3 separate regions of the Homo sapiens genome follow, and regions 1 and 3 are each linked to region 2. Evidence: chromatin loops called from intact Hi-C (ENCODE). Cell type or tissue: chondrocyte. All regions are shown on one strand.

Region 1 (8,000 bases), 680 kb before region 2:
TTTCTCCAGGGAAAACTTACTTTTTGAAATTTCAAATGACTCAAACTTGACTGGCTGAATATAGTTCACCAGATTAGACATTTCTTCTGTGGCCATAGCCTCACTTCCAGCAGTCCCCTGGAAGTAGGAATAAAAAAGAAAACATTTCCAGAGTCAGCATTATATTATCAGTTATTTTCCCAGGAAAATGACAACATGATTCAAGCATGCAGAAAATCATCCCTCCCTTTCTGAAAATTACAAAATGAAAATTCATTACAGGAGAAAGGCAACAGCAACACCTCATTTTATAAAAGGGAGGGAGGAAGGGAGGTGGGAGGTTGAATGGTGGCTGGCAGCATGGCCCCAACATAATCACTCCCTATCCCCTGCCCCCTCCTTTCCATTTAGAAATGCCTGATCTTAGCCCCTCTGCAGGCCTCAGACTCAGATCCTGCATTTTACTAAGGTCATTGGAATGCCCATCAAAGTTTGAGAAGCACTGAGCTATAGCTCATCTTCCATTGCAGGGTGTCCATAGGTGTTGTCTAAGGTTAGTAATTTTTTTTAACATTTATTTTAAATTCAGGGCTACACGTGCAGGTTTTTTTTTTTATATAAATAAACTTATGTCACTGGGGTTTGTTGTGCAGATTATTTTGTCACCCGGGTATTAAGCCTGGCATCCATTAGTTATTTTTCCTGATCCTCTCCCTCCTCCCACCTCCACCCGCAGGTAGGCCCCATGTCCCTTTATGTGTCCATGTGTTCTCATCGGATTCGTAAATTAAGAATTCACTGTACAATAAGAAAATTGTTAGGTAGGTGACCACCAAATGAAGGGAAAATTGATAATAATAATAAAAAGATTGCTTTGTGGAAATGGGCAGGGGTGGGTAAACAACTGCTTTCCTTCATCAACATTCTTCCCTCCCTCCCTTCTTGGCTCCTGATGTGTCTTAGACAAGCAGGAAAGCATAGTGCAGGGATTAATGGCTCGCGTTCTAGAGCCAGCCTGCCTGATTTCGAATCCCAAGTCCACTAGTTAGAAACCGGGCAACCTTGGGCAACTTACTTAATTGCTCTGTGCCTCACTTGACTCATTTGTAAAATTAGGATAAAATCAGTTCCTACAGCATATAGGGGTTTTTGATTAAAAAATAAGTTAATTTATGTGAAGGAGCTTAGAACAGTGCCTGGCAAGTGGTACTACAATCTCATGTTGCTTTTGCTATTATTAGCTATGACATATTACTTTGATAGAGTTTTTAATGAAAAAGAAAACCAATAATGCAGTGTTGGCACAAAATGGGCCTCTGTAGAGTGATCTAATATTGTCTCACATTTTTAGAAGAGAGAATGCATGGAGATGAGTTTCTTTTAAAAATTCTGGTAGTAATATTTGGGTCAAATGTTAACTGGGAAACATTCATTTGCAAATGGACTATCCAATTAGTAAGAGAGTTTAAAAATTATTTAGAATCACTGATCAGAAATTATACACAATTGAAATCATTCTCAGGAACATATACTTTGCCAGACATGGTAAGCTGTTTTCCTCCTGGAAATCAAAAATTGAAATGTAGTGAGGGAACATAATTAAGCAAAACTTTAGACATTAAAAAATAATTCTAAGAGGAAGGACATCAAGTAAGAGCAGCTTATTTTTTGTTTCATTTTTACTAAATTGTAGAGCTACAAGCGTTGAGACAGAACATATCTAACAAATTTGAAAGCAGATTCAATATAAACTTTAAAATACGTATTTTTAAAGAGAGACAGTGTCTTGCTCTGTTTTCTAAGCTGGAGCACAGTGGTGTGATCATAGCTCACTGCAGCTTCAAATTTTTGGACTCAAGCCATCCTCCTGCCTCAGCCTCCCTAGTAGCTGGAACTACAGGTGTACACCACTGCACCTGGATGTGTTTTATCTTTCATTTTAACTTGTTTTTTTAAAGGCGTGAGGTCTCTCTCTGTTGCCCAGATTGTTTCAGTATAAACTTTTGGTAAGACAAAATTCTAAAATTCCAGTTGATCTGCTTCTGATTCTCTTCTAGGTTCTGTGCAATTAATATTTTTGAGCTAATCAAGTTACTCGGGATGCCTAAGTTTATATAAATAGGTAGCTCTAGTGTTCCAAAATTAAAACAATGCAATGAATGTCACAGTTCTGATCATTTTTCTAAACGCCATATCTTCTCCGGATTGTGGAACATTTCATAAGCCATTTAATTGCCTCAAAAATTGAAGCTGGCAATTGGAAGGCACAAATCTACTTTTTGCCACTAGATGGCAGAAAGTGACCATGAGACAGACCCAGGAGAGTACAGGGTGGTGGAATGCCTTAGGGACCAGAAGCCCTAAGTACCCACCTCATCCATTGAAGATTTTTTACAGTCATCATCATCATCGTCGTCGTCACTTTCCGTATCAGCTTCTCCTGTCAAATTTTAATAACAGATCATCATGTCACCATTTCAACATTTAGCTTTACAGCATTTGTAACACATATTTTACCTAAAATCAATTACAGATTTCCTTGGAAGTTGGGCTGTTTAAAATTATTTTTTTCAAGGATTTAAATTTTATTCGTTATAGAAAATTATACTGACATTTTGAATATAGATTTTTTCCTAAACTGGATTTGTTAATAAATAGCACTTAAAATTTCAAAATTCTATTAAAAAATGCGTGTCAATATTTTTTCTCTATATGTTTTTAAACACGTGGCATTGAAAACAGTTTGCTGGCATTTAATACAGTTTGCTTTCTATGGTACATGTATTCTATTTTGATATACAAACACTCTCTCAGGGTCTCTATGACCCCGAAAACAGATATACTATCTATCCCTCCTTCATCTTTCCCTCCTTTCCCAAGCCGCGACTCTTCCATGCAATGCGTGGCCAGCACATAGCTCAGTGATCTTGTGTTGACATTTTTCCCAAGGCCAGAGAGGACCTTGCAGAAGTCAAAGAAGTTAGGAGCTGGGGCAGGAACTCTGGGGCTTTGGCAGCAAAGTCACTACATAAAAATCGTGAAGGGCCAACTTTATCCTATGATTTGTCTGCAAGCTTATTTGATGGATGTATTGTCATCACAACGAAGTGCATATCGTAGAAAATGCTGATATTATTTTTAAGAGGGCAGGATAACATGGGTAAGTCCTTAAATATCAGCATGATTGGAAATCTAACTCCATCAGAAATAATTCAGCTTCATATGTAGCCAATATACACTCATTTAAATGAATTGTTTTTCCCCTGAAGAATTAATGGACATTTCTGCTAGGTTAAATATTCATATCAGTATGAAGCATTACATTCTTCCATAGCTATGGGCTTCAGTCAGACCCAGAAATATCCGTTATATAAAAAAGATTTTCAAGTAAAAAGTCAGCGAGGTTGTTCTAAATGGTTCGAAAGTTCTAAATTGATTTAACTACTATCTTTCAGGGCTCACACAATGCAATAGCACGATGAGCCCAATAGATGGCAATAATGGTTCAACAATGAAGTAACTTGCACCCCTGCCCACTGCCAGCCTTCTGAAAGTTAGCTGCCCTACTCGATTTATATAAATGGAGACAGTACCACTGCACTGTCCTCTGAGAAGCTTATAAAAGTTTTCATTTGGCTGACACAGTTCAATTACTGAATGACAGTAGTGAAAAAAGTATTGCTTAAAAATCTCCAGGGGAAAAAAGATTTCTGGGACCAGCAAGGGTTTTTATGTATTGGATTGTTTATTAAGGAAAGCCACATACAACCACTTTATAATGCTGATATTGTGTTAGTTAATAAGGTGAATCGATTATATTTTGGATAGAAAACGTATCTTACTACAATATTAGAGACACATTCTTTTAGGGTATTGCCACTTAAGCATTTTTATAATGAAATTTTTGTCCCAAGTTCTTATTACCTTTTTTTTTTAAAAAAAAAAAATCAGAGAGGGGATTCTTTTAATTAAATAATTAAAAAATTGTTTGGCAGAGCTTTCTATAAAATACTTCATGGGACCCAACAATTCGCAGTCATTTCAAATAGCCAATCAGGTCATTCTTTAGTGTCTGTGGGAAAGAAAGAATTTGTCTTTCTTTACTGTAAAAAGCAGAAACCTGATTTTTCTCCTGTAAATCTTTGGAGGGATGTTGGGGGAATCTTGTTGAACTATAAAAAATATCTTAGGTTACCCTAGTTCCTTAGGACAAGTCTACTAGCAAAGGGCTGAATCCTGCAAGAGGCATCTGGCCAACAGGGGCCATGATAAGTAAACTAGCTTTGAAATACAATACCTGTCACGTTTTTCAAGTTACTTGAGTTCCCAGTACTGTGAACATCTACGAACCAAATGGTAAATTAGCGGTGCTCTTTATTCAGGTACCTACATATTAAAATGTCCAAAAGTTTCCACTGATTGCATAATAGACAACAGGGCTAGCTTAGGAAATCTACTGAATAACTAACAGATTGTTGCCCTTTCTCTATATTAAGCAATAATGTTCACTGCCTGTAAAAATCGTCATTTGTGTTATGCATCCTGTTAATAAGAGGCAGAGAACTGGTAGTGGGAAAGGCAGATGGTAAAAAACACAAGCACCCACATGCAAAGGAAGACAAGGTTTGCTTGCTATCATTCAACGGATAGAGTTGTGTTAGGAAATAGGTGTGAATGAAAGGCCTGTTAATGATACTCACTTCCAAACTTCAAAGAGAACATTTTTACTGAGTACAGAAATTATTTTTGAAAAAATGTTGAAAGACATGCACAATAATGATGAAAGTACACATTCAAAAGCTACAGGACAAAACCCTTTCAAAGAATTATATAACGTCTGTTGATAAAGATTTTAATCGAAACAATAAAAAAACAGGCAATTGAGACAGAAAAATAGAAGAAAAGATAAATCAGAGTCTCAGGCTACTTTTTTTTAACCCTGATTGTCCTAGAGTTTATATTTTAATTATTTTAAAATCTTATAACTGATGTATAACAGGCGTACAGAAAAGTACACGTCGTAAGTCCACAGTGCAAAGAATTTTCACCAAATAAACGTGTCTGAGTAAATGATATCCAGATCAAGAAACAAAATATAACCAATCTCTAGAAGGCTCTTGGGCTCCCTGCTGGTTGCTTTTCTTCCAAGGGAACCCATTATCCTGACTTCTAATAAATAGCATAAATTAGTTTTGCCTGTTTTTGTGTGTTATATAGGTTAAATCATACAGTATGTAGTTTTTGTGTACCTGACTTCCTTTGCTCAATATTATGTTTATTTATAGTGATTCATCCATAGTTTTCATTTAGTTATAGATTATTCTCATGGCTGCATATTCTTTCTTTGTGTGAATATACCATAATTCATTTATCTGTTGACGAGTATTTGGTGTCCAGTATTTGGCTATTCTGAATACCTCTGCTTTAAGCAATTCTTGTACGTGTCTCTTGGTAAACCTAAATACACATCTTTAGCAAGCATATACCTAGGAATGGAACTCCCGAGGTACAGGGAGTGCATATATTCAGCTTTTGTAGACACTGCTAAGTAGTTTTCCAATTGATTGTTCCTATGTTTAACTTATAACTGAAAAACTTCCTACAGTCAAGCTTAAAAGTTTCTTCCACTTAATCACCCTGCAATCAGGAGATGTCTATAATGCGATTTTCAGATTGCCAAGCTTCTGACTGAACTTGGAAGATAAATCAGACTAAATGACAAATAATCCCAAGGAAATGAGTGCCACTGAATTCTTTTCTCATCAACCACAGCAATCTATTTCACCCTTAATTTAAAAGGAAAAGAAATGATATTAGGCATCCTCTAGGAGCTTCAAAAGATAATTTAAGTAATTTTGCCATGTCACAGATTTTAAAAAGTTCTTTAAAACATGAAAAAATTGAAATGCCCAGAACTCTTCAGCATATCATCAATGACAATGCATCCAGTGCTCAGTTCTATAGTTAATATTTCCCATTATGAAGCTTAAAGTCATATGGTCACTCTGAAGACTATTTGGCTTACATGGTAGCCAGAATAATGACCTCCCAGAGATGTCTCTGCTCCATGAATATGTTAGCTTGCATGATAAAAGGGACATTGCAGGTGAGATGGAGTTAAAGACCTTGACATGGGAGCAATTATCCTGGATTATCTGGATGGATCCAATGTAATGACTTGAGTTCTTGCCAGCAGAGGACATTTCCTGCCTGTGGTCAGAGGGAGATGTGACCACAGGAGAAAGGTTAGTGAAATGCAGCCTTGCTGGCTTTGAAGCTGGAAGGAGCCCCAAGCCAACGAATGTGGGTGGCCTCTAGAAGCTGGAAAAAGCAAGGAAACAGCTTCTCCCTTAGCGCCTCCAGGAAGGAACACAGCCCGGCTGACACCTGGAGTGTAGCCCAGTGAAACCCAGGGGGCTTCCTGACTTACAGGACTAGAGGATAATACATTTGTGCTGGTTTAAGCCGCTAAGTTTGTAGCAGCAAGAGAAAACCAGTAGTTCAAAACTGTGCAGAAATAGGAATGTTCAAAGTCCTTCTAAGCTAATTTCAGAGCAGCAAATTCTTTTTTTTTTGAGACGGAGTCTCACTCTGTCACCAGGCTGGAGTGCAGTGGCTGGATCTTGTCTTACTGCAACATCTGCCTCCTAGGTTCAAGCGATTCTCCTGCCTCAGCCTCCCGAGTAGCTGGGACTACAGGTACGTGCCACTATGCCCAGATAATTTTTGTATTTTTGCAAGAGACAGGATTTCACCATGTTGGCCACCAAAGACACGGGGTTTCACCATGTTGGCCAGGATGGTCTCGAACTCCTGACCTCATAATCCACCTGCCTCAGCCTCCAAAAGTAGTAGTATTACAGGCATGAGCCACCACGCACAGCCCAGAGCAGCAATTCTTAAACCAACACAAAACATGACGGGGAGAGCCCACCAGCCCCTCACCGGCTCCTGGGGATGAGGGCTCGAACATGCTGGAGGAGTCACTGTAGGTGTTGGAGGCTTGTTCTGAGAGCTTCTTTTTGCCGCTTCCTTCTGATGACTTGTGTGATTTCTTCTTATTTTTCACCAAAATTTTATACATTAAATCCATAGGGCTTGGAAGAGGAACTCCAGATTCCAGCTAATAGAAATGAAAGGCATATTCTTTAAAAATACTGCTCCCTCTTTCAGATCCCCTCCCCAGACCCCCAGATCAGCTGTGGATACCAAATGTCTAGACTTCTTCCCTACCTTCAACACTGCTCATTAAACTCTTAGTGTATCTTACATGGGAGCTAATTTTTTTTTATATCAAAGATATATTTTCATTACTATACTTTTTTTTTCAACATATTCTACATGAAGAAGACCATAGAAATGTACTGGTAGATTTGATGTACTAAATCTGAACATTTATGAATTTTCCAATGGAACATAGAAACCCAATCATCTTGATTTAGGACAGATAAGAAGGCCCTGGCCTGAATTTTTGAAGGAGGGAAGCCAGGCATCTGCCAGGAGGAGTTGGTAAAGACGGGCAGAAGCTTCCAGGTGAGCCCATGAAATCATTTTTTCAGATGCCCCTTAAAATCAGCAAAATCCCCATCCTGGTACTAGGTAGTTTAGCTGCACGTCCCTGGCATCAACAGAAGTGGATGAGGTGGCTTCAGATTTCCTCCCAGCCCTAAGATTCAAGCTACCACATTTGCAAGCCTTATTTTGACTGTTTCAAGTTTGTACATCTAACGGGAAAATCAATTTCCCATGAGGGGGTCATTAGATATTGTATCAGAGAGCATGTGTGCAAGCCACAAGATAGGTTACTTTAAGAAAATCTATAGAATGCCTAAGTTAGTCCTCTATTCTTGGCTTGCAATGAGCGGAGGGACTGGTATAAACTCACTTACAAATGCATGGAGATTGGGCAAAAGGGTGCGGGAAGGAAAATGCTACTTTAGGATATTTCTGCTGCTTTCCTTCCCAAAGCAGAGATATCATCAATGCAATGGGCGACCTGAGTTGTGCCACACCAAAAGGTG
Region 2 (8,000 bases):
ATTTTGGTTATGATCACCAACGCAGTGACCATGATAGCAACTATCCTTGCCTTAAGACTTTAATGGGAATTCCTCTGATCTATCACCAATAAGTGTGATTTTTTTTTCCTGAATGCTCCTGGTAGATATCAAATATTTACTTAAGGCTAGACTTAAGGGTGAGTCATCCACAGGAGGCAGAAAAATAATAATAAAGTGAGGTGAACCCAGAAGTCACAGGAAGGAAGACATGGGTCCGATCACCCTCCACAGGTAGCTTCCAGCAAAAATAACCACTCCAGGAAACAGATGACAACTTTAACTAACAATCTAAAGTTGGTAAGTCAATAAATAAAGAGACATACAAAGATTTAATTACAAAATAAAGTTCTTTTGAAAACAAAAACAGATCATTTTCAAATTTTATAATTCAGGAGAAATATTGAAAACAAGAGCAGGCCGGGTGCAGTGGCTCACACCTAGCACTTTGGGAGGCCGAGGCGGGAAGATCACGAGGTCAGGAGATGGAGACCATGTGGGCCAACATGGTGAAACCCTGTCTCTACTAAAAATACAAAAATTAGCTGGGCGTGGTGGCACACGCCTGTAGTGCCAGCTATGCGGGAGGCTGAGGCAGAAGAATTGCTTGAACCTGTGAGCCAAGATTGCCTCACCGCACTCCAGCCTGGGCGACACAGCCAGACTCCAGCAGACCAGATATAACAGGCAAGAAGACCCTGTGTTTTTAAATTTCTCTAAACACAAACACATTACAAGGATTTGGCCATCAAGAGGTGAACCAAAAGCAATTTGGAGTGAAACTCCAGAAACTCTAATATGCTGTAAGTAGGAACAGATGAGGGGGAGGCAGTAATTAAATAATAGAAAAAAACCACCCTAAGTGGAGGCAAGATAGTTTCTTCGTGGTTAAAGGATGAAATGAGCTCCTGACAGAGCTGAATAAATGAAATCTGGAATTCCCTGGTAAACTTCCTGAACTTGAAGAATAAATTTGTACAAAATTTAAGAAAGGAGGAAAACATTTCTTTAAGAAAAAGGGAAATTTTAATACTGACACTGTAGTTCCAAGACAAAAATAAAAAGAACACAAGTTTTACAATATTAATAGCACATGAGAGAGAGTTTAAGATTGAAAGCCTTAACAGGATAAAGAAATATCACATAAGATGAAAGGCACAATTGTCTGGTGCCTCCAGTCCTATTGATGGACAGGTGTGTTGCCCCTTCAGTAGACCAAAAAGTGATGGAAGCAGATCTCAGTCAATTAGAATTTTATTTTGCCAAGGTTGAGGGCAGGCCTGGGAAAAAGAAATTCAAGTCACAGTAGAACCTGTGACTTGTGTTTTTCCCCAAAAAATCTTGGGGAGCTTGTGCTTTTTCCAGGAAAAAAAGCTTGAGGGCTTGGGGATTTCAATATTTAAAGGGGAAAGAGCAAGCAGGAGAGAGAGAAAAAGAAAAAAGAAAAAAAAAATAGAAGGGTGGATAGGCAAGGAAGCAAGTGGTTACATTCTTGTGAAGTTCTGATTAGCACTCAGTGAATCTACATTTTACATGGGAAAAGAAGGGAATAGAAGAAAAAGTCAGTTATGCACTCATCGTGTGCTCAGTAAATCTACCTTTTACATAAAGTAAGCCTGTGAAATTATAGCCATCACTTTGTGAATGAAAGGAAGGAGGTTTTTGCATGACTCAGTTCCCAAGCTTAACTTTCTCTTCAGCATAGTGAGTTTGGAGTCCTGAGATTCTATTTTCCTTTTACTCTCTTTGGGGCTGTTATGAACATCCCTGTATATGTCTCCTGGGGCATATGGGCAAGGGTGTCTCTAGGGTGTATACCTAGGTCTGGGATTGCTGGGTTGCAGGCTGTCCTCATGGTCAGCATTAAAAGGTAATGCCAAAAAGCTTTACAAAGTGATATGAAAAAATTCATTATATTCCATTTTTATATAAAATTATGTAAATTAATCTGCATACATAATAGGATAGTGAGATTTCAGGCAACTTCTACTTTCTTTTGTATAATTTTATGTATCTTCTAAATTGTTTTAGAAAGCAAGCATTATGTAGTCTGAAAAAAGTTCAGTAAAGGTAGGTTCATTAAAAGAAAAAATGTGACTCTTCAAAAATCAGTAGTTACAGTAATTTATATGCTAAATAAGAAAAGCAAGCTCAACATCTCATTAAACAAAATAAAACTGAGCCATCTACTGTAGTCCATTATCTGAGAAATGTTACAGATAAACAGAAGCTACCAAAATAGATAAGAAATCATAATCCTTTAATCTGCATCCCAGCTAATTTAATTTTCCTGACAAAACTTCTTCCCAATTAAACTGTGGCTAATTTTTGAAAAAGTCATGCTGGTGAATGAGAAAGAAATGTCCAAATGGTTTAGTTTGACCCCGAGAAGCAAGAAGTTTTATAAAATATAATCTGTTCTTGCTAACTATGAACAATGTAATAGTCAGGATTCATTAAACATATCCAATTTCCTTTCACGATTATATAGGATACTAATGTTTTCAGTTTCAGGATCAAAGTGTCTTCTCTTTTTAAGAGTTCTTGAACTGTATTTTTCCAGTCAGTTTAAGTAATAATGTTTGTAAAAATATGTTTTTGTTGTAGAATCAAGGTAAATATTTAGCCAAAATTGGTGACGTGTTTGTTAAGTCTCCCTTTGTGTTTTTTCTGTCCTATCATTAAGAAGCTCTTTTATTTGCAGAATAAATATAAATGTTTACTACGTATTGGTTTAATTCTTATTGTCTTAGATCAGAAATTCACCAAGATTTCAATAGAGAGGATTAGAAGAGCACTTCAGATGAAGAGAGGGGTTTATCAGTTAGGAGACACAAATTGCACCGGTTCTGTTGACGGTGAGGAATTCAATGTAAAGAAGTGTAACGCAGCAGTGAATAAATAAAGGGCAAAAGAAGGTATCACTGAATTGGAGCTGCAGGAAACAAGGACCATCCCATGGGCTAGGAGAACATAGGCAAGGTATCGGACTGATTAAAATGAGAACTGTAGAGAAGGGACCCTGTGAGCTGAAACTCAGACCTCTATAGAGGGATGTTAATTCATCTTGGAGAAGGATCCCCGTGGGGCTGGGACCCCGACCTCTGAGGAGGACAGTTAGTAGCGGATGTTGGTGTCTCTGAGCTCAGAGGAGGATCCTCACGGCGTGAGAAGTTGGCTACATATTAAAGTAAATTCTAAAACGTAATACTAGGTCAGAAATAGACTGCTCGCTGGAAATGAGAAGACAATAATAGGAAATATATAGCTATTAACTAAATATATTCTACACATCCTCACATAATTAAATGGGCCTCTTTTGTTACATGGTGATTAAGTGATTTTGAGTGGCTTCTCCATGTTACACAGGAAGTCACATGCTCCAAGCAGATATGGAATTTACTCTGTGTCTTATTTAGTAAGCACATGATCCATTTCAGCATCATCTGATTTTAGACACTTGAAGAATTATAGTTTCTTCACTCCCCTTTGTGTTTGATCACTATGACAAGGAAACTTTTAAAGCAAGTGTGGGAAAATATGATTAAGGAGATGAAACAAAGACACAATTTAGTGACTCTGTGATTGTATTTGATACCCTGTTACAAGTGGCAAATTCAGTATCACTTAATTGCCATTTAAAAGAAATAGCATATTACTAGAATGATAATCAGCTTAAGAAGAATGGAGAGACAACAGCCAACTGAATACATTCATTCATAGGACAAATATTTATTGAGTTCTTGTTGTTTTTCAGACTCTGTCCTAGGTGGGTAAACAAAAAATTGATTCTGCAAGTTGGAAAGTCAGCCAAGTTCTGGACTTAGCCTTTATTTACAAGACAATAAGCAAAGGTATATATGTTGCTGTTTAACACTTGCCCTCTGCATTACTTTAAATTTATATATAATGCATATAGTATATATAATTTATACATATAAACCTATATTATTATTATTACCTATATTATATTATTATTAATATAATATTAATATTATATTAATATTTTGGGGGGACAGGATCTCACACTGTCACCTAGGCTGGAGTGCAGTGGTGTAATCGTGGCGCACTACTGCCTCGACCTCTTGGGCTCAGGCGATCCTCCTGTCTCAGCCCCCCAAGTAGCTGGGAACACAGGTGTTCACCACCAGGCTCCAGCTAATTTTTAAATTTTTCTGTAGAGACGGTCTTACTCTGTTGCTCAGGCTGGTCTCGAACTCCTGAGCTCAAGCGATCCTCCTGCCTTGCCTTCCTAAAGTGCTGGTATTACAAGCGTAAGTCACCGCGCCCAGCAATACCATTTTAAATATAGATATTATGCTTATGTGAAGTATTAAAAATTGCAAAAAAAAAAAAAAGAAAAGATTTCTGTCCTCTAGGAATTCATAGTAACTTGCAGTTATCTGAGTCATAATTATATTTGTATAATAAAGAATACTTTAGAATAAATAAATCGGTGCATGAATAACGGAATACTGAGAAGATTCCACTGCATGTAAGATTTGACTGCGTAGTTATAATCTCTATCGCCATCTAGCGGCAACAATATTAAAATCAGCTAGAACCAATCAGCAGGAAGCGATTCAGAACTCACCTGTCCGGGAGGATTCAATCTTACCTCAGGAACCACATGCCATAGAATGTGATTTTCTCTCTTTGTTTTTGGTCAGTATGCAGTAGAATGAGTGATGTGGGCAGTTTATATATTAATTATAAGCTTTCTTATTTAGACTTTAAAAGAAGGGTGTGAAAGCGAATATAAAACATGTTTATGCATTATTTCACTTAGAAACCTACATTATCTTCACTTTAGAAACAATTTTCATTTTCCTCTTAGCACATCAAAGGTATATGTTGCTTCAGAAACAATATTTATAATATCTTCTTTTAGATAAAAATGTGAAAATTATCTGTGATTAATTTTATTTAAACAATTTGAAGATATATGACATCTTTTCTGAGCTTTTTTTTCCTGGTTTCAGTAGCAATTAGAAGAGTGATAATCAGATTTAATAAGAATACCCTGAAAAAATAAAATAAGAATAAAATTTTGCTTTTAAAGTTATTTTGGCATAATATCAAAAAGGCACACCAGTTAAACTTTGAAAGACATATGAACCTTAACTCATTCTTGTAGGAAAGGCCATGTGATTAAGTGAATACGTTTCTATAACATCGTTTTCTAATTTATCTTAAATTTATAAGCATGTGTGTTGATCATTATAATTGAATTTATTGTTTTTTGGTCTGGCTAAGTGACTCAAAATTATTTTTAAATAAATGTGCTGAGTATAAAACAGGAGGTATATGGGATATACAATTATTTTTGCCTTGACCTTAATGTTCATTCATCACAGAGGCATCACATAGATTAAATAAAACAAGTTGCATATCTGCACAAAGGAAAAAATGCAGAAATGTTAGGTTTGGGTTTACAGGGTGCAGAGTTAAAATAATCATATATCTCAATTCTTGGGACACGATCTTTATTTTATACAAAGCCCCTCTATTTTGTTACACTCTCCCCTCCCCCACTGTTTCACTCTCAATTTCATTCGGTTTCTTATTTATTTTCATCTAAGCTCTTCTTAGGTTCTTCCCCTTACTGTTTCTACTTCCAATTATTTGTGACTAGTGTGTCCATAGTATTCCCACTTTTTTGTTTCCATTTTTTCTGGTGATAGAAAACCAGGTTGCCTCCTCCTCTTGGTACCACAAGTAATGTTTACATAAAGCACCTTTACATATGACCCTCATGCAGGAATTTTCCTGGTTTATATTCTCAGGGATTTTCATATCTGTAAACTATAGGGATTTTACAGATATGATTTCACAAAGTAATGATTTCTCTTCAGTATACGATACTGTCCAGACTTCTACCCTGAGTGCAGAAGGGCTTCCCATTTCCCCACAGCCTTATCAATATTTGATATATATGCCTGTGGGGGATTGTCTTTGCTGAAGTCTTTACTGTTACATCTCAATATTCTGATTTCCAGTGTGGTAAAGTGTATCTTCATATAATTGTTAGTCATTTTTGTTTCTACTGTGAATTCCTTATTCATATATTTTGCCCATTTTTCTATTGGGTACCTATTCTTTTCTTTATATCTTTGGATATTATTGATATTAATATCTTAACATTTTTGAAAGAACATTTAACTTCTCCCAAAAATTGTCTATGATGTCCTACATTGAACAGGAACTCACAATTTTGTGGTAGGCAAATTTTACTTGTCCCTTTTTTTTTTCAGTACTTCTTTAAAAACCATTACCTACTCACACTCAGTTGATCATATAGTGTAAGGAAGAAATCTGACTTTGTTTATCCAGTTTAATAACATTACATCTTCCAGTACAAAAGCCATCATTTCCCCACTGATTGGAAGTGCAACCAAGTCTGTTCCAGGACTTTTGTTTTTATTTTTATGCCCTGTAGCATGTCTTTGTTTCTGGTGGGACTGGATTTCATCTAGAGCCCACAATTCCTACCCTGAGGAGAACTTGTCTAACACAGAGCTTCTGTGGAAACAGCAGGGACATGGTTAGAGGGGCAGAGCCACCTCAGGAGTCACCATTCCCTGGCGACTGGGGGGATCAACACCAGCTTGAGCCCAGAGTTAGAACTTAAGATCACTACCTTCAGGGAAGGGACCAAAACCAGAACGGGTAATGGCTAACCAAGGCTTGGCATTGTAATTGATAAGGAGGACAGGGCTTATAAAGTCTTCTGATCATTTTTCTTCCTTTATCTCATTTAAAAAAAAAATCTAGCCAAAGTAGGTTTTGTCTCAGAGAAGGGAGCCGTCCACAAATTTAACAAATTCTAAAATCAAGAGACCCTGAGCAACCCAAGATTGGAATCTTGGATATTTCCTCAAATTTTCATAAATGTTATCATAGTACAAATGAATATTAATTATAACATTATAAAAGGCTCAAATGTTATATTAACTCAGATTTAAATTACTCCTTGCTGTAAAAACATCAATGTACTTCTCTTTTCTGGTTAATTTTCTTTTTTCATTTACTGTGCTTTAATGATATTTAAATTTTTTGTAAAAATTATTTCTCTCTGCTCTCACTTGTTCCTCTTCCCAGATTAAACTGTTTCTTGCACATTTGCACTGTCCTTCTGTAGGTTCTCTTCATATTTTCCTCCCCAAATCTACCACTTCTCTTTCAAAATTATTATTATTATTATTATTTGAGACAGGGTCTCATTCTGTCGCCTAGGCTGGACTGCAGTGGCGCGATCTTGGCTCACTGCATCCTCCGCCTCCTGGGTTCAAGCGATCCCGCTCAGTCTCCCGAGCAACTAGGACTACAAGCGAGCACCACCACACCGGCTAACTTTTGTATTTTTTGGTAGAGATGGGGTTTCACCATGTTGGCCAGGTTGGTCTTGAACGCCTGACCTCAGGTGATCCACCCGCCTCGGCCTCCCAAAGTGCTCGGATTACAGGCATGCGCCACCACACCCAGCCTCAAAATTGTCATTTTTTTTTAGGATAATTACTTGGCTTTTGTAAATCCTAGTTCTTTTTTATTTACTGCATGAAAACCCTTTCAATATGCATTTTTAAATTAAAAAAAAGAGAAGATTTAGTTTTAAAAATACAAGATGAGCCTGGAACCTCTGAAGGTGCCAGAAAGCAAGAGATGCTCAGAAAAGGGTGTGGGCATGTCACATAGACACAGGCACAACTCGAAAAGGCACCCAACAGCCAAACTAGCACAATCTGTACAACTAAACAAATAATGATAGAAGAGAAGTAAGAAATATCCATGCACTCATGCTGAGAGAGTAATTATTGGAAGATATAAATAAATGGAGGGTGGGCGTGTGGAAAGCTCTACTTAGAGAAGAATTCTAATTAATGAATGTAGAAGGAATGAAGGAAATGGACAATCTTTCTAGGCAAGTACCAGAAAAATAATGGTTGTAGGCAAGATCCGCTGATAAAATACTAAACTTTGTA
Region 3 (8,000 bases), 490 kb before region 2:
TGCCTGTAACCCCAGCACTTTGAGAGTCTGAGGCGGGTGGATCCTGAGGTCAGGAGTTCAGGACCAGCCTGAGACAGTGAAACCCTGTCTCTACTGAAAATACAAAAATTAGCTGGCGTGGTGGCAGGCGCCTGTAATCCCAGCTACTCAGAAGGCTGAGGCAGGAGAACCACTTGAACCCGGGAGGCAGAGGTTGCAGTGAGCAGAGATGGCACCATTGCACTCCAGCCTGGGTGACACAGTGGGACTCCATCTCAAAAAAAAAAAAAAAAGTTAGCTGTAAAAATAAAATGGGGAATAGAAAGTTTAAGATAGTTTTTATTTATTGTCTCATTTTCTGGTCACAGAATTGGTGCATTGTACTTTGATATCAATAAATAGGGTTGTTTAATATGTCTGACATAAAAGAGTACCTTATCAGCTGGGCACAGTGGCTCATACCTGTAATCCCAACACTTTAGTAGCCCAAGGCAGGAGGATCACTTAAGCCCAGGAGCTCAAGACAAGGGTGGGCAACATAGGGAGACTCCATTTCTACAAAACATTTTTTAAAAATTAGCCAGGTGTGGCATAACCTGTGGTCCTAGCTACTAGAAAAGCTTTTGAGGTGGGAGGATCATTTGAGCCCAGGAGCTTGAGCCTGCAGTGAGCCATGGTTGCAACACTGCACTCCAGCCTGGGCAACAGAGCAAGACCATGTTTCCCAGAAAAGAGTACCATATAAGGGGAATGTGCTACAAAGAAAGCAAAATAATGCTTAGGGTTAGTTAATTTGTGGCCTACTGACATGCTTCTAATAAGTGAATTTTTTACATAATGTCCTTTTTTGTTGATATTTGCAAATATCTCTTTATTTCATAAGATATGTGAATATTTCAATTGTCTTGACTATTTGCTGATTAATCACAAGCAAGATTAACTGAATGTACAGAATATTAATCCCCTAGAGCAAATAACAGCCCTGGTCATTTATTCTTACATTTGGAAACAGAATAAGAATTTTGTTATTCATCAAAGAGGGACTCTAGTCAACATTTCTGATTGACTAATTTGTTGATGATTCAGGTGGCCTCTAGTGAGTTCCGTTTCATTTACTTCCTTAGTTGTTCTATCAAGCAGTCTATGATGATGCAAAGGTAGTCTTTTTAGCTCGGGACACTTTTCTTCAGTTGAAAGTAGCTTGTATCTTTTCTCAAAAAATTCCAATTAAAATATTAGTTATTGTTTATTTTAAAATGCATAAAACACTATACTACTAAACATTTCCAAATTTCCTCTGGGTGTCACTGCTCTATTCTGATAGATTTCCGTAGAAAATTATTATATTGGAGAATTTTAGGAGGCTCCATTTTAGAGCATTCTAACTGGCAAAGTGCTACTTAAAAGCTTTTACACTCTATAGCTGATTGTCAGAAATATTCATTTTGTGTTCATGGTGTTACACATGGTGTTACAGTAGGTAGCTAGTCAGGCATGAGCGGGGCAGGAAAGGGCTCCCCGCACACCCCACCAAGAAAGTCAGGTGACCCTGGGCAGGTGGCTGTTAACTGTCTCTCTAAAATAATAATTGGTCACAGCCAGCACCAGGGAAAGGCAGTCTCCCTATATAGATAGGAAATACCTGAAACTGGTGATGCGCAGCTTCCTCATGAGATCTCAGGAGTTGGGCGAGTGAGCTCACACATGTACATTAAGAGGCAAAATGGCAAAGTTTAACTGGTATATGACCTTCGGAGGGCATTCCACCGGAAAAGGGACAAAAGATGCAGGAAGTAGGACAGCATGTAAAAACTGTAAGTCCGGGATCAAACAGTGCACTTGACCTCCAAGATGTCCACATGACCCTCTTCCAAGTGTACTTTACTTTCTTTTCATTTCTGCTCTAAAGCTTTTTAATAAACTTTCACTCCTACTCTAAAACTTGCCTCTATCTCGTCTTCTGCCTTATGCCCCTCAGTCAAATTCTTTCTTCTGAGGAAGCAAGAATTGAGGTTGCTGCAGACCCGTATGAATTTGCCATTACTAACTTGAATAACTTCCACTGCTAACAATATCTCTGTAGGTAGATATTTTTATCACATGCATATTTCTAGGGAAGATGCTTGCTCTATATTGCATATCCCTCCCTACCTTATGGGAATCTTGGAAATCAAATGTTCTTTGCTGTGGTAGCTTGTGTTCAAAGGCTTCCATCAAGCCCTTCCTTTGCCGCACTGTATGATATTCCCCCATGCAGCAAAGGAGTCTACCCTTGCATCCCCTTTAATCTGTGCTGGCTTGGGATTGTGTTGAACCACTGAATATGGTAAAATGGATTCTCTCTCAGTTCTCGATCTAGTTGTTAAGAGGACTGGCACTTTCTTCTTGCCTTTTGTAGTACCAAGTGGCCATGTAGGAAGACCTGGCTACTCTGCTGTCAGGAGATGCTACAGATAGGAGCACGGAGATATGGGGCCGGTGAGTGATGATCACCTGGGATGTCTAGCCCAGTGAGCCTTCAGATGACTTCAGCTTCAACCACCATCTTGCTGCAACTGTTTGAGAGGCCCCCAGTGAGAACCACCCAGCAGAGCCTATGTAGGTTTTTTGGGTGGTTTGCTCTGCAGCAATAGGGCACTAGAACACATGCTCTCTTAGTAAAATACTGTGGTTGGACACAAGCATGAATGATGGAGAAGTACGAGAGGAGAGAGAACTACAAAGCCGGAAAGATCAGCATGAGAAGATCAAAACTCAAACCACAACAAACTCATCCGGCGCCTAACATGGTGGTTTTTTTCCAAATTTTTTTTTCTTCTTGTATATCCATGAACTTTCTTTCTCTTAAGAATCATTTCTTTCATTATAAACTAATATAATAGCTCTGGAAAACACCTGGAAACTAGAGAAGAGAAAAATGTTTCTCCATTATCCCCTCATCCTTACATGACTTCAGTTAGCTATTTGGTAATTTCTCATCACATTCTTTTTCCTCCATCATGTGCATTAAGTTTCATTTCCTTAAAATGATAGTCAAAGGGAAATCAAGTTTAGTGGTGCCTGAAACTTGTATAACTTCAGGAGGGAAAAAGAAAAATATTATATTAAAATAAAATTAAAATAATCTTAGTTTAAAAATTTATACAAAAGCCTATAACCATATGAAACACAGTTACAGCCTCCGTAAGGGCCTTTGAAGGGCTTCCGTAAGTGAGAGATCCTGCAACTAAAGTTTCACCAGCATCATGGTAAAACTACCTTTGACCATAATAATGTATATATGAAATAGCATCCTGTTATTTTCTCTTTTATTATATCAAAATAATTTTTCATGTTGAAGCTTAGCCTTTATAATATGAGCTTTAAAGACTGCACATTCTTCTGTTGAGTCAGTACACTCTAATTACACTAATGTACAGTTTATGAACCTTGGAGCTACTCACATTTTGGGCTGGATAACTCTGTTGTAGGGGCGCTGTCCTTTGCCAAATGTCCACTGGGGGGCAAAATTGAGAGCAACTACCCTAATCAATCCTCTATCCTGGTTACTTATATTATTTCCTTTTTCATGATTATAATTGAAACATTTTCATGCATGTGAGTTTATTCAATTTTTTAACTTCTTTCCCTTAGAAATGGAACTACTATGTTAAAGGGAATGGCATTGACATGGCTTTTAATGTATACTCCTAAATTTTCTTTCCCAAAAGCCTTATAGTTTTCTGAAATGTAGGACAACACATTTTACTACAGATGTAGATATGTTTAATATATAATAATTGCATATTCTAATTACAACAAAATAGTATATGTTAACTATATATTACACTGAAGATATCATACTTAAAACAGTTTTCTTTCCTTTTTTTTTTTTTTTTTTTTTTTTGCCCATAAACTCTATTTTCTGAAAAACCTATGCTCTAATAGAATGGTCAGCTAAGAAATTCCAAATTGACTCTATCCTTTTTTTTTTTTTTTTTTTTACTTTAAAACTCTAAAAATTATATTTTGGAAAAGAATTGCTCTATTTCCACCAACCAGGAGAAGGAACTTGAAGATATCTTTCTAGACTGTTGTTTTTCTTACCATCTGCATGCTTGAGCCCTTCTCAGGGAAAATCTATATTTAAATTCAGAAAGCAAGCAGTAAAATTGTTTCAACATGATGCATTTGCTGATATAAGGAAACTGTAGGCTTCCTGCTCCCCACGGTGGTTCAGGAGCAGGGATTAAGACACACCCAGCTTCCCAGCCTGTGTCTACACCTGTCAAGATGGATAATTAACTGCTCCCCCACTTTTTCCCTGTCCATCACCGCAAAAGCTCCATTATTCTCCCTTCCTCAATTCCAAAGAGAAACGCATATCTCAGTTGCTTTGTATCAGGAATAGAATAAAGAAAAATGGCTTTTTGCTCTGTCTGATGCCTGCTGACAACATCCCAGCTCTCTGAGGGGAAGCTCTGGATCCTCTCTCCCAGATGGCTGGAAGCAACGCCCCCGTTGTTTCACTCCAGTTCCACAAGGTAGGGCAGAGATCTCTCAGCAGGGACTCCAACAGCCTATGCCCTTAAGGAGTCCATAAGCCCCTCCTACAGAACTGCCTTCCTCACTCCACTCCAATTTTAGGGAGTGACTGCCAATGCTCTAAACCATGAGGACAGGTTTTGTAGTGGCTGGAGGAATTGACATAGTAACAGGCTGTCAAAGAAGTAAATATAATGGTTTCATTAAAAGTCTGTCACAAGGGCCGGGGGCGCAGTGGCTCCTGCCTGTAAGTCCAGCACTTTGGGAGGCTGAGGTGGGAGAATTGCTTGAAGCCAGAATAACCGGGCATGGCAGCGCCTGTACCTGTAGTCCCAGCTGCTGGGGAGGCTAGGAGTGTTCCTTGAGCCCAGGAGTTCAAGGCTGCACTGAGCTGTGATTGCACCACTGCACAGCAGCATGGATGACAGAGTGAGATCCTGTCTCAAAAATAAAGTCTGTCACAGAAGGAATATTCCACGATCATTCACATTCATCTCAAAGATGATGCCTTCCTTACACCTTATACAAAAATTAATTCAAGATGGATTAAAGACCTAAACGTTAGACGTAAAACCATAAAAACCCGAGAAGAAAACCTAGGCATTACCATTCAGGACATAGGCATGGGCAAGGACTTCATGTCTAAAACACCAAAAGCAATGTCAACAAAAGACAAAATTGACAAATCGGATCTAATTAAACTAAAGAGCTTCTGCACAGCAAAAGAAACTACCATCAGAGTGAACAGGCAACCTACAAAATGGGAGAAAATTTCCGCAACCTACTCATCTGACAAAGGGCTAATATCCAGAATCTACAATGAACTCAAACAAATTTACAAGAAAAAAACAAACAACCCCATCAAAAAGTGGGTGAAGGACACGAACAGACACTTCTCAAAAGAAGACATTTATGCAGCCAAAAAACACATGAAAAAATGCTCACCATCACTGGCCATCAGAGAAATGTAAATCAAAACCACAATGAGATACCATCTCACACCAGTTAGAATGGCAATCATTAAACAGTCAGGAAACAACAGGTGCTGGAGAGGATGTGGAGAAATAGGAACATTTTTACACTGTTGGTGGGACTGTAAACTAGTTCAACCATTGTGGAAGTCAGTGTGGCGATTTCTCAGGGATCTAGAACTAGAAATACCATTTGACCCAGCCATCCCATTACTGGGTATATACCCAAAGGAATATAAATCATGCTGCTATAAAGACACATGCACACGTATGTTTATTGCGGCATTATTCACAATAGCAAAGACTTGGAACCAACCCAAATGTCCAACAATGATAGACTGGATTAAGAAAATGTGGCACATATACACCATGGAATGCTATGCAGCCATAAAAAATGATGAGTTCATGTCCTTTTTGGGGACATGGATGAAATTGGAAATCATCATTCTCAGTAAACTGTCGCAAGGACAAAAAACCAAACACCGCATGTTCTCACTCATAGGTGGGAATTGAACAATGAGAACACATGGACACAGGAAGGGGAACATCACACTCTGGGGACTATTGTGGGGTAGGGGGAGGGGGGAGGGATAGCATTAGGAGATATACCTAATGCTAAATGATGAGTTAATGGGTGCAGCACACCAGCATGGCACATGTATACATATGTAACTAACCTGTACATTGTGCACATGTACCCTACAACTTAAAGTATCATAATAATAAAATAAAATAAAATAAAAAGGAAGAAAAAAAATTGCATTTCCTCCTTCCATTCATCCTTCTGTACCTCTCCTTCCATCTGCCTTCCTGCCTTTTTTCCTTTCCAGGTCTCTTTCTTCTTCCTCCCTCTCACTGGCCCATTTCTTCTCCTTCCTCCAAAGTGTTTTTATCAAATGTCATGAAAATGGAAGTGTAACCGGGATTATCTTTTAATCTTAATATATTCCCCTCCATACTCTCAAATTCCACAGATGGCTTTATGGTTTTGCTCTATTTCTGTTTAATGTGAATCTTTAGAATCAGTTAATAGAAATCTACCATATTTAGCTCCTGGAAATGTCCTTAATGAAAGCTGACAACAAATGGAGTGCTTATGACAGGGAAATGGAAAGTGAAGACAGGAACATGAGGACCTCTCTTGCAACTCCCTGGGAAGTTTGGGGAGGTTGGTGTGAAATGCAGGCCAGGTGGCATAAACCATATGTGTGGAAGAGATTGCTTCCCCAGCAGCTGCCTAGCAACCAAAATGTGTACCTGACAGGGCTTTTAACGGGCAAGGTGATGCTGTGCCTAGGTACTTAGTAAATGATAAAACAGCTTTCTTGCTGAAGGATCTGATACTGCTCAATAGCTCAGAAGAATCTAATACGTTCCCAGTTTAAACGCTCATTTTGTTTTATTTAAATAGAAATACTCCAAAAGGTAGGCAATGTAGATTGATTGTAAAATATATTAGACTGGCAAATAAGACACTAATTTTAGATTAAGGTAGGAAACAAAATACCAATGCCCTGAAGAAGGTAATAGGCCCCTCTAAACCCCAACTTAACCATTACTTAAGCTTTGGGTATTAGGTTAAACAGAGCCCAGTAGATCAGATTTTAGCATTAAACTCACTATCATTTTTACATTGCTATATACATAAATTTCCATTTCTAGTTTTTTATGTAATCAAAAGAAATTAAACCAAATTTATGAAACAAAATTATTTCTGCTTGAAAAAAATTTGTGAGTCCTAAACTTTTGGATGAGTGGAAACAATTTTTTATTTCTGATATATAACATCATCACAACTTTTTCAAGACAAGTGTGCATATACATATATATATATATTTTAATCTGGATGAATTTATAAAATCTCAAGGAACTATTTATTTTACCACCCTTTCCTTTCTACCTCCTGGGATGGTCAGGATTAATTTTTCAAATGTATACAGAGGGGAGGTACAGAGATAGGAGAAGCATTGCTGAAATTTTGTAGGCAAGCATTAATTTTTATCAACTCTACATATCTTGGAGGATAGATTGTGAGTACAAATATAGAAGGCTGGCTTAATTTCCTAGCAGGAAGTGTTTTAGGCACAAGGAATGCATACATACATATATAAATACACACACACTAAGATATACATATTATATATATTACTATCACATTCCAATTGTAATAATTATGTCTTGCCATTTTTGTTCAAAAAGTAAATGTATTTAATCTAGTTGGTTTGGACTAGAATCAAAACATCATAACACATGTACTAATTATACTCACTCTTTTCTCTAGAGACCTGTGTAAGTCCTGCAAGTATCATTTAGTGTGACATTTGTCTCTTTAATATAATTCTTTTACAGAGCAGAGAATTACGGTCTTTTGTTACATGGGTCTGAATAATTGTTAACAATGTGTACTTCCCTCTGCTGAGGTTTTTCATTTCCACTTATTATTCACACACTCTCCTTTAGACAAAAAAGACCATGACCCTATTCATTTTTCTAAATTCTCTCTTCTAAATCTAGTTTAATTTTCTA

What was found. A loop is a pair of places that touch in the nucleus more often than their neighbours do. Peaks named below come from ENCODE experiments on the same cell type or tissue, not always from the same donor. Only the 100,000 strongest peaks of a DNase experiment are listed, where the experiment ranks them.
Region 1: it touches region 2 in a loop (7-fold over the local background); 100 of 110 quality-filtered maps call a loop at or near these places.
Region 3: a loop joins it to region 2, with 2.3 times the contacts of the local background. A loop is called at or near these places in 11 of 110 quality-filtered maps.

The regions. Positions count from the first base shown.
Region 1 is chr20:8,716,773-8,724,772 of GRCh38, reverse strand. It overlaps PLCB1 (phospholipase C beta 1), which reads right to left. Exons shown (of 32, transcript NM_015192.4): 14 at 6,925-7,102; 15 at 2,352-2,419; 16 at 21-117. Among named protein-coding and RNA genes, the nearest start is that of RNU105B, 110 kb to the left of the region's middle. RefSeq lists silencers at 2,306-2,355, 3,357-3,651. In chondrocyte, CTCF peaks have their summits at 2,064, 2,276 (motif pointing right), 3,252 and 3,469 (motif pointing right); no DNase peak of the experiment used is centred here.
Region 2 is chr20:8,040,439-8,048,438 of GRCh38, reverse strand. No RefSeq gene overlaps it. Among named protein-coding and RNA genes, the nearest start is that of TMX4-AS1, 25 kb to the right of the region's middle. RefSeq lists a silencer at 4,443-4,737. In chondrocyte, a CTCF peak has its summit at 4,543 (motif pointing left); no DNase peak of the experiment used is centred here.
Region 3 is chr20:8,531,068-8,539,067 of GRCh38, reverse strand. The region is part of intron 3 of PLCB1 (phospholipase C beta 1); the gene reads right to left. Among named protein-coding and RNA genes, the nearest start is that of PLCB1-IT1, 290 kb to the right of the region's middle. In chondrocyte, CTCF peaks have their summits at 3,279 and 3,478 (motif pointing right); no DNase peak of the experiment used is centred here.